Linked DNA regions of Homo sapiens: region 1 is linked to region 2. A link is a contact called in ENCODE Hi-C or POLR2A ChIA-PET data. All regions are on one chromosome and are shown on one strand. The core of a region is the stretch at or near the end of the contact, and the rest is flanking DNA. Distances in the headings are between cores, read along the strand shown.

Evidence for each region. Hi-C counts contacts between places; a loop is a spot of excess contacts on that map. ChIA-PET counts read pairs that join two places held with the same protein, here RNA polymerase II (POLR2A). Pooled maps may share reads with other maps.
Region 1: a loop to region 2 is called in a map of Calu3, with 2.4 times the contacts of the local background. The contact joins two enhancer-like sites. A Hi-C loop is called at or near these places in 1 of 168 maps with a recorded cell type or tissue (Calu3), 2 of 37 single-sample maps with no recorded cell type and 2 of 50 pooled maps. POLR2A ChIA-PET finds 5 or more read pairs at or near these places in 1 of 52 experiments (Panc1).

What each region holds. Positions count from the first base shown.
Region 1 is chr12:88,933,153-88,936,476 of GRCh38, reverse strand. No RefSeq gene overlaps it. Among named protein-coding and RNA genes, the nearest start is that of LINC02458, 85 kb to the left of the region's middle. Within about 2 kb of position 1,921, at least 3 of the 41 ENCODE cell types and tissues checked have a DNase peak (open chromatin) inside an H3K27ac peak, as active enhancers do.
Region 2 is chr12:88,813,962-88,817,789 of GRCh38, reverse strand. No RefSeq gene overlaps it. Among named protein-coding and RNA genes, the nearest start is that of LINC02458, 200 kb to the left of the region's middle. Within about 2 kb of position 1,334, at least 2 of the 41 ENCODE cell types and tissues checked have a DNase peak (open chromatin) inside an H3K27ac peak, as active enhancers do.

The sequences.
Region 1 (3,324 bases), core at 672-3,171, 120 kb before region 2:
TTCAATGAGATAACGTGTTCAGAGATGGTAAATGGAGTGGGTACTGCCACTCCTTGTTGCCATCTCCTAGCAGACACACCCTGCCCTCCACCCATTCCCATGGATCCTGCTGTAGTCAGAGTGAGATTCAACAGTGGTCTTGAGGCTTTTTTCTATGAACCAACCAGAATTGAAGGGGAAACGACACCATTTACTCTTCCTGGGCGAGTAAAAACAGCATGTATTGGGGTATGAATCACACATTTATCCTTGTGTGACCTGGAGTACGTTAGTAAGCCTGTCAGAACTTTAGTTTCCTATAAATTTGGACATTATCTCCTTGAAAATTTTCTTATGAAGAGTAAGTGAAATCTTATTCTAACTGCAAGGCCCCTTTGTCATCTCTCTATATTTGCTTATATCCAGTTAAGGCTTTGGCTTAAAGTGCTTACTATGAAAGTAGCTTAAAGAGCTTAAAGTAGATTAAAGTAGCTTAAAGTAGCTCAAAGTAGCTTAAAGAGCTACTTTGCTCTTATTTATGCTTGGTCCTTCATTCATGCATTTGGATGTATGGCTGAGTGGAAGACATCGATTCCGTTTGATCTGGAAAACAATGATTCTCATTTTCTATCCATTATACCCATTGTCTCTTGGGCAATGTCACCAGGAACAGCTCTGCCAAAATTTATGATCCTCAATCCTGCTTATCTGTTGGCAATGTTTCATTGACAATCACCCATCTGGTTAAATACCACTCAGACTTCATTCTCATGTTACATTCACCTTGAGCTTTCTTAGCAGATTCTAAATTATTTTAACTTCTTTTTGCCTCCACTATGTACTGAAAGCCTTTGGCAAGTGCCTAAAATATGTATTTTGGGTTACATAAGAAATACTCTACTGGAGTTGATATGAACTCCAATGGAGGCAAATGAACAAATCCAGAATAGCGCCTAGAAGATTAGAAGATGTCAGGTTCTCATCTATCCATCTATCCATTCATTCATCCACCCCTTTCCAACTGAGTGCATAAATACTCAGTGGTAGACCCAGAAATAGATGTTGGAGATTTAACAGTCAATAAGACTGACAAATTCCCTTCCTTCTCTTGTGGAGTCTCTAGTGAGAGAAAACAGGCAAAAAATAATTGACACTAAACAAGTAAATAATGTGATTTTAGTTCTAAGTGCTATGGAAAAAAATAGAGAGCACATGAAAACAAGAAGACTATCTTCAAGCCAGAAAGTAAAAATGCTTAGATTTAGTGATCAAACTAGAGTTCTAGAAAACAGGAAGCTAGCAAGATGGGGAGAAGTAATCAGATCTCAGGTGATTGAAAATAACATAGTGACCAGCAGAATACACTGAAATCGGCCAGATGCAAAGGAATGATTACCCTCAATCTGTCTTTCAGCTTCTAGCTGGGAAGAAATTTCTTTCAGGTTCTGGACCAATAGGTGGGTAGGAGTGAGGAAAATGGCTACATCTAATTAAGGAAAGACTGCCGGAGAAGTAGGAAGGATTTTCTTTCCAGGATGTTCTGGATCTAGTACATATTTGGCAGGTTTTCATAATTTTCTTTATATTAGAAAGTGGATCAAAGGTCAGGTATGATTATTGCACAAACATAAAAAAAAATTCCCTCCTCTGGGGGTGTCACAAATGAAGCCCCTTACGAATTCTTCACACGGGTTACAGGCATTATCACAATGCTTAGGCATATGATAAAACTACAGCAACAAATTAGGTGCAATTAAACGTTTTCAACTCTCTCACACACCTGAAACCAAAGCTATGAAAAAAGAGGCATATCCCAGGTAATTAATTGCCAAGAAACATTTAATGATCTCTCCTCTGCTACATTTAACATGAGTCATGAGTGCTTTGTTCCAACTTAGTCATAAAGTTCCCTGGAGCCAAGGGCATGTTACTACGGCACACTAAAGGAAAAAAACCCTAAACACAGAGCTTAATTAATTTTCAACTTCTGCCACACAACTTCACACCTGAATTCCTTATCCTTTGGGCATACTTAATATAACCACAATGCACTGTAGTAACACCTACTTTATAGGCAGAACTTTCATCTACCCACAGTTTCCTCTTCTTTGTAAAACCATTTGGCTGACCATCACAAAATGGCAGTAACCAAGCTTCTCTCTTTGCAGCCTGACAGGTCAAGCACCCTACTAAATTCAAGAAAGAGACTGTTTTATACCATTATTTTGCTCTAATAACAGAGTGGGAACTCCTTTAATGTTAAGATTCTCTAGAGAAGGATGTTGTTTTAAAAGTATTGACCCACGAGAAGCAAAGGTACCTGGCAACTTTCAAAATGTGTGATATATTTGTGTCAGCTTTTTCTCCCAGGCCCGTTCTGTCTTTTGAGCATATTGAAAGAAAGCCTATCTTTTTTTTTTTAATCCAAATATGTAGCAGATGGGATGGTGGATAAATGTCAATTACTGTTGTCAAAATTTGCAAAGGCAGACCTCATTGGCTTTGGGCTTAGCACGCTACATGACAATGGAAATGGATACGACATTTGCATTTAATAAAGCGTTTGCTGAGGAAATTGAGTTGAGTCTGAAGGTTCTGCTGGTGACAGAAAGGAGATTAATGTCAAACTTCAAAGGTGGGGAAAAACTTTTAAAACTTTCAAATTTGAGCTTTTCTAAACCCACATTTAAAAACGTTGCCTTAAAACTGAAAAAAATATTATTTTGTGCTTTTTAAGATAAGTTGGGTTTTTCCATTTCAGTGCATTTGTGAATAACTCTGAGAACTATTTTCTTTTATCTATTTGACTTGAAAATATAGCAAATACATACAGATTGTATATATTCTATGCCTGCACAGCTAGTTAGACTATAAAAAATCATGTCATTTGCTGGTATTTTGTTTTCTACTCCATTGACCAATTTTTCATTTTGCCCACCTGCTGTTTTCATATCCTGTACACACTGCATAAGAGCCCTTCCCCTCTATTCTAACTCGAATCCTCAACAGAGACATAGATTTATCATTCAGTTTGGCCTCACATGATTGCCCACAGGACCATCCTGGTTTCTTCTGGCCTTGACTAGAGATTGGATTTTTGTATTTTGAAATAATCTAGCCATAAAAAACCATCTGAGTTCTTCAGAGAAGATACCCTTTCTCTCTCATCCTCCAGAATCCTATCTGGATATGTTCAGAGGGAATGATCACTACACTCAGAGTGGAATGTTTCAGAAGCTTGAATTTGCAATCAATGTTCATTTCCAAGGGCAAGCTAGGGTTTCTCCTATGTGTCTGTGTTTGTGAGGAAAGGTGAGTTCTGTCAGCATTTAAAATCTCGGTGAA
Region 2 (3,828 bases), core at 85-2,584:
TAGTTTTCTAAGAGTTTTTACTATAAATGAGTGTTGAATATTTTCAAGCAGTTTTTTTCTGCATCAATTGATATGGTTGTGTGAATTTTTTCCTTAGTTTGTTTACATAGTGGATTACAATAACTTAATTTTGGATGTTGAAGTAGCCTTGTTGCTTAAAATAAATTCTATTAGTCATGGTGTATAATTTTTATATACACTGTTGGATTTGGTTTGCTAATTTGCTAAACTAATATTTCATTTTGGGGATTTAAAAAAATCTGTATCATGAGGAATATTGATCTCTAGTTTTTGTTCTTTTTTGTTGTTCTTGCGCTATCCTTGGATTTGCTGTCAGAGTAATACTGGCTTCATAAAACAATTATCAATATTTTCTCTTACTCTATTTTTTGGAAGGTATTATGTTGGAGTTATGTCTTTAAATGTTTGGTAAAATTCTCTAGTGAAATCTCCTAAGCCTAGAGATTTCTTTTTGGGAGATTTTAAAATCACAAATACAATTTCTTTACAGTTATAGAGATATTTAAATAGTGTAATTCATACTGGTAAATTGTGGTAATCTATGCATTTAGAGGAACATATGTACTCAAATATATATGGGTAGAACTATTTGTAGAATTTCTTTTTTTTGATGTCATCAGAGTCTATAATAATAACCCCTGTTTTATTCCTGAAATTGGTAATTTGTGTCCCTCTTTTTTTTTTTTGTTCAGTCTTGCTAGAGTTTTGACAATTTTATTAATCTTTTCAATGAAACAGTTTTTTGTTTCAATGATGTTTTTCTATCATTTATGCTTTTAATTTTGTTGCTTTCTACTGTGGTATTTATAATGCTCTTTCATCTGCTTGATTTGGATGATCTAGCTCTTCTTTTTTTAGTTTCCTGAGGTGGGGGCGTATTGTTAATTTGAAACTTTTCTTCTTTTCCAATGTGAGACTCCAGCGCTATAAATTTTCCTCCCAGCATTATTTTAACACCATCCCACAAAGTATAATATGCTTTACTTTCATTTTCATTCAGTTCAATGTATTTTTAGAAAATTCCCCTTGAGACTGCCTTTTTGACCCATGGATTCTTTAGAAGTGTGTTTAGTGTCCATGTATTTTAGTCGTGGTGTTGAAAAGCATATTCTCACCTGGACAAGCTATGGTGGTGCTGCGAATACTATTGCTTAGAGGAAAATATTAAAAACAACTATGAGATTGTCCTTGGTTGACTTTTTGGAATCAGAATATTTTAAGTGGAACTGGTTTAACCAGAATTAAGTAAATATATTGGTATGAGTCTAAGGAACTCTCCTGTAAAGAATCAAGTTACCAAGTTCTGATTAATATGCTAGATTGACCACAAACTCCTGTATTTTCTCTAAAACCATACTAAAGTGGCCATAAAATGATCTCAAAAATGCCACAAGCCAACAATGACAATGTACACAGGAAAAAGGTGATAATTTTACAAGCTGAAGTGAAATGGACAAGAGATGACAGTTGTAACAGACCAGAGAAAGCTGAAGTTTAGCCAGTGGAAACCTCTGAAGCAAGCTAGTCATGATGAGGAAGACCAGCAAAGCTCAGGAACTGGAAATAACAGTTACACTGAAGTGGGGTAGGATACAAGTGGATCTGAAAAGAGGAAGATTGTTCAAGAAACAATATAAACAGCAGCTCAAACCCTAGATTCACTCCTGTAGTCCTCACACTAAGGAAATTACCCCCTATACTCCAGCAGAGGATTAATTTATTTTCTATAAAGGTCGAAAATTAGTGGCATCATATAAAGATGAAGACAAAGGTATCACAAGAGATACAGGCAAACAAAGTAAAACTCTAATATAAACAGTGGGATTCTTTGACTTAGTTATGAATGAGTAGCTAATAGTCAGTCTCTTATTCCCTCCAGGCAGGTCATTGTATAACCCCTCCCTGAATAACTGGCCAGCATACGAAGAGGAATCTGCAGATACCAACAGTCTTTGTATTGGTTCTTCAAAGAAACAGCCCATCCAGATCACACTATGGTGAAGCCCAGAGTGAACAAGTCTGCCTTTAGACACTAAACTCCCAGTCAGCTTTTCAGCCATTCTTAAAGATGAATGGACAGCCAATGATCACCAAACATCAGAGGAAACTCTCTAGCAAAGTAAAGATAAAATAAACAGTATGGGGCCGGGAGTGCTGGCTTATGCCTGTAATCCCAGCACTTTGGGAGACTGAGGTGGGAGACTGAGGTAAGAGACTCGCTTGAACCCAGGAGACAGAGGTTGCAGTGAGCCGAGATCACGCCACTGCACTCCAGCCTGGGTGACAGAGCGAGACTCCATCTCAAAACAAACAAACAAACAAACAAACAAACAATGAAAAAGACAAAAATTAAAAAAAAAAAGTATGAAATTTAAACAAAGATAATGAAAGGAACAGAAGAAACTTTTTGTGAAACGTAATTGAAGAGAAACAAAAAGAAATTATATTACATAAAAATGGGAAGCAATAAGGAAGATTCATACAACAAAAGCTAGCACTTGGAAATTAAAAAATAAAGAACCATAAATAAAAAAAATCTAAAAGAATAGTTGGAAGATAAATTTGAACAAAAATATCCTGGAAAAAATAAAGAGGTAGGTTATTAGAAAGAACAGATAAACCAAATTTTCTATATAAGCCTCATTTTACTTTTTAAAATTATGTAAGTAGTTTTTAAAAATTAAAAGTAAAAGGACCAGGGTGGAAATTGGGGATTAACCCAACCAGATTTGCAAATTCTTAAGAAACTGGACTCCTTCCTGGAAGGGAAGAGGGTGTGTAGCAGGCATGAGGTAATTGATTAAAGTTACTACTTTGACACATCTGCAGAGACGAGACTTTTTTCCTTTCTTTCTTTCTTTTTTTTTTGCAACAGAGCCTCGCTCTGTCACCAAGGCTGGAATGTAGTGGCATGATCTCGGCTCACTGCAACCTCCTCCTCCCGGGTTCCAGCGATTCTCCTGCCTCAGCCTCCTGAGTAGCTGGGATTACAGGCACCTGCCAACACACCTGGCTACTTTTTTTGTATTTTTAGTAGAGACGGGGTTTCACCATGTTGGCCAGGCTGGTCTCGAACTCTTGATCTCAGGTGATTCTCCTGCCTCAGCCTCCCAAAGTGCTGGAATTACAGGTGTGAGCCACTGTGCCTGGCAAGACAAGACTTTTTTTCTAAACTTCTCTGGTAAGGCTGGCTTTCAAGTGAGCTTTGATACCTTTGTTTGAGGCTATATGCTATCAGAAACTAGAGCTATTGCACAGAATGATGGAGCAGAAATATACAGGATGATTTTAAATTGTGCTTAAAAACTGCCAATAAAATGGAAGAGGACTGGTATAACTCTGAGATGGGCTACGTGGCCACAATTGTAAAAGGTTTTGAGCATCCAGGACTACTGATTTTACATGGTCTTAAAGTTGTCAGTGCATGCATTTTGGTAGCTAAAGAATATTTAGTAACATAGAATAAAAGCTGTTAAAAGACATTTATATGTATATGTAAAATTTAAATAACATTTTTAGTGAGCCATGAGACAAGATATATTGGAACACAGTTTAGGAAATTTGGCTTGGTTACTGCCAAAGCAATTGATGACAAAACATTACTGAGGTTCAGCAGGCTCAGCTAATATGTGAACTACATACATGTCTAATTCCCTTCCTCCTGATGATGCACTTATTGATTCAACAAACATTTATTAACCACCAGTAGTTGTAAGGCACTGTGCTAGCCAACAGAGCTGCAATGAAAATGACCAGACACAATCTTTGTTTTCATGGAGTTTATAATCTAATAAGAGAATTGTTAAG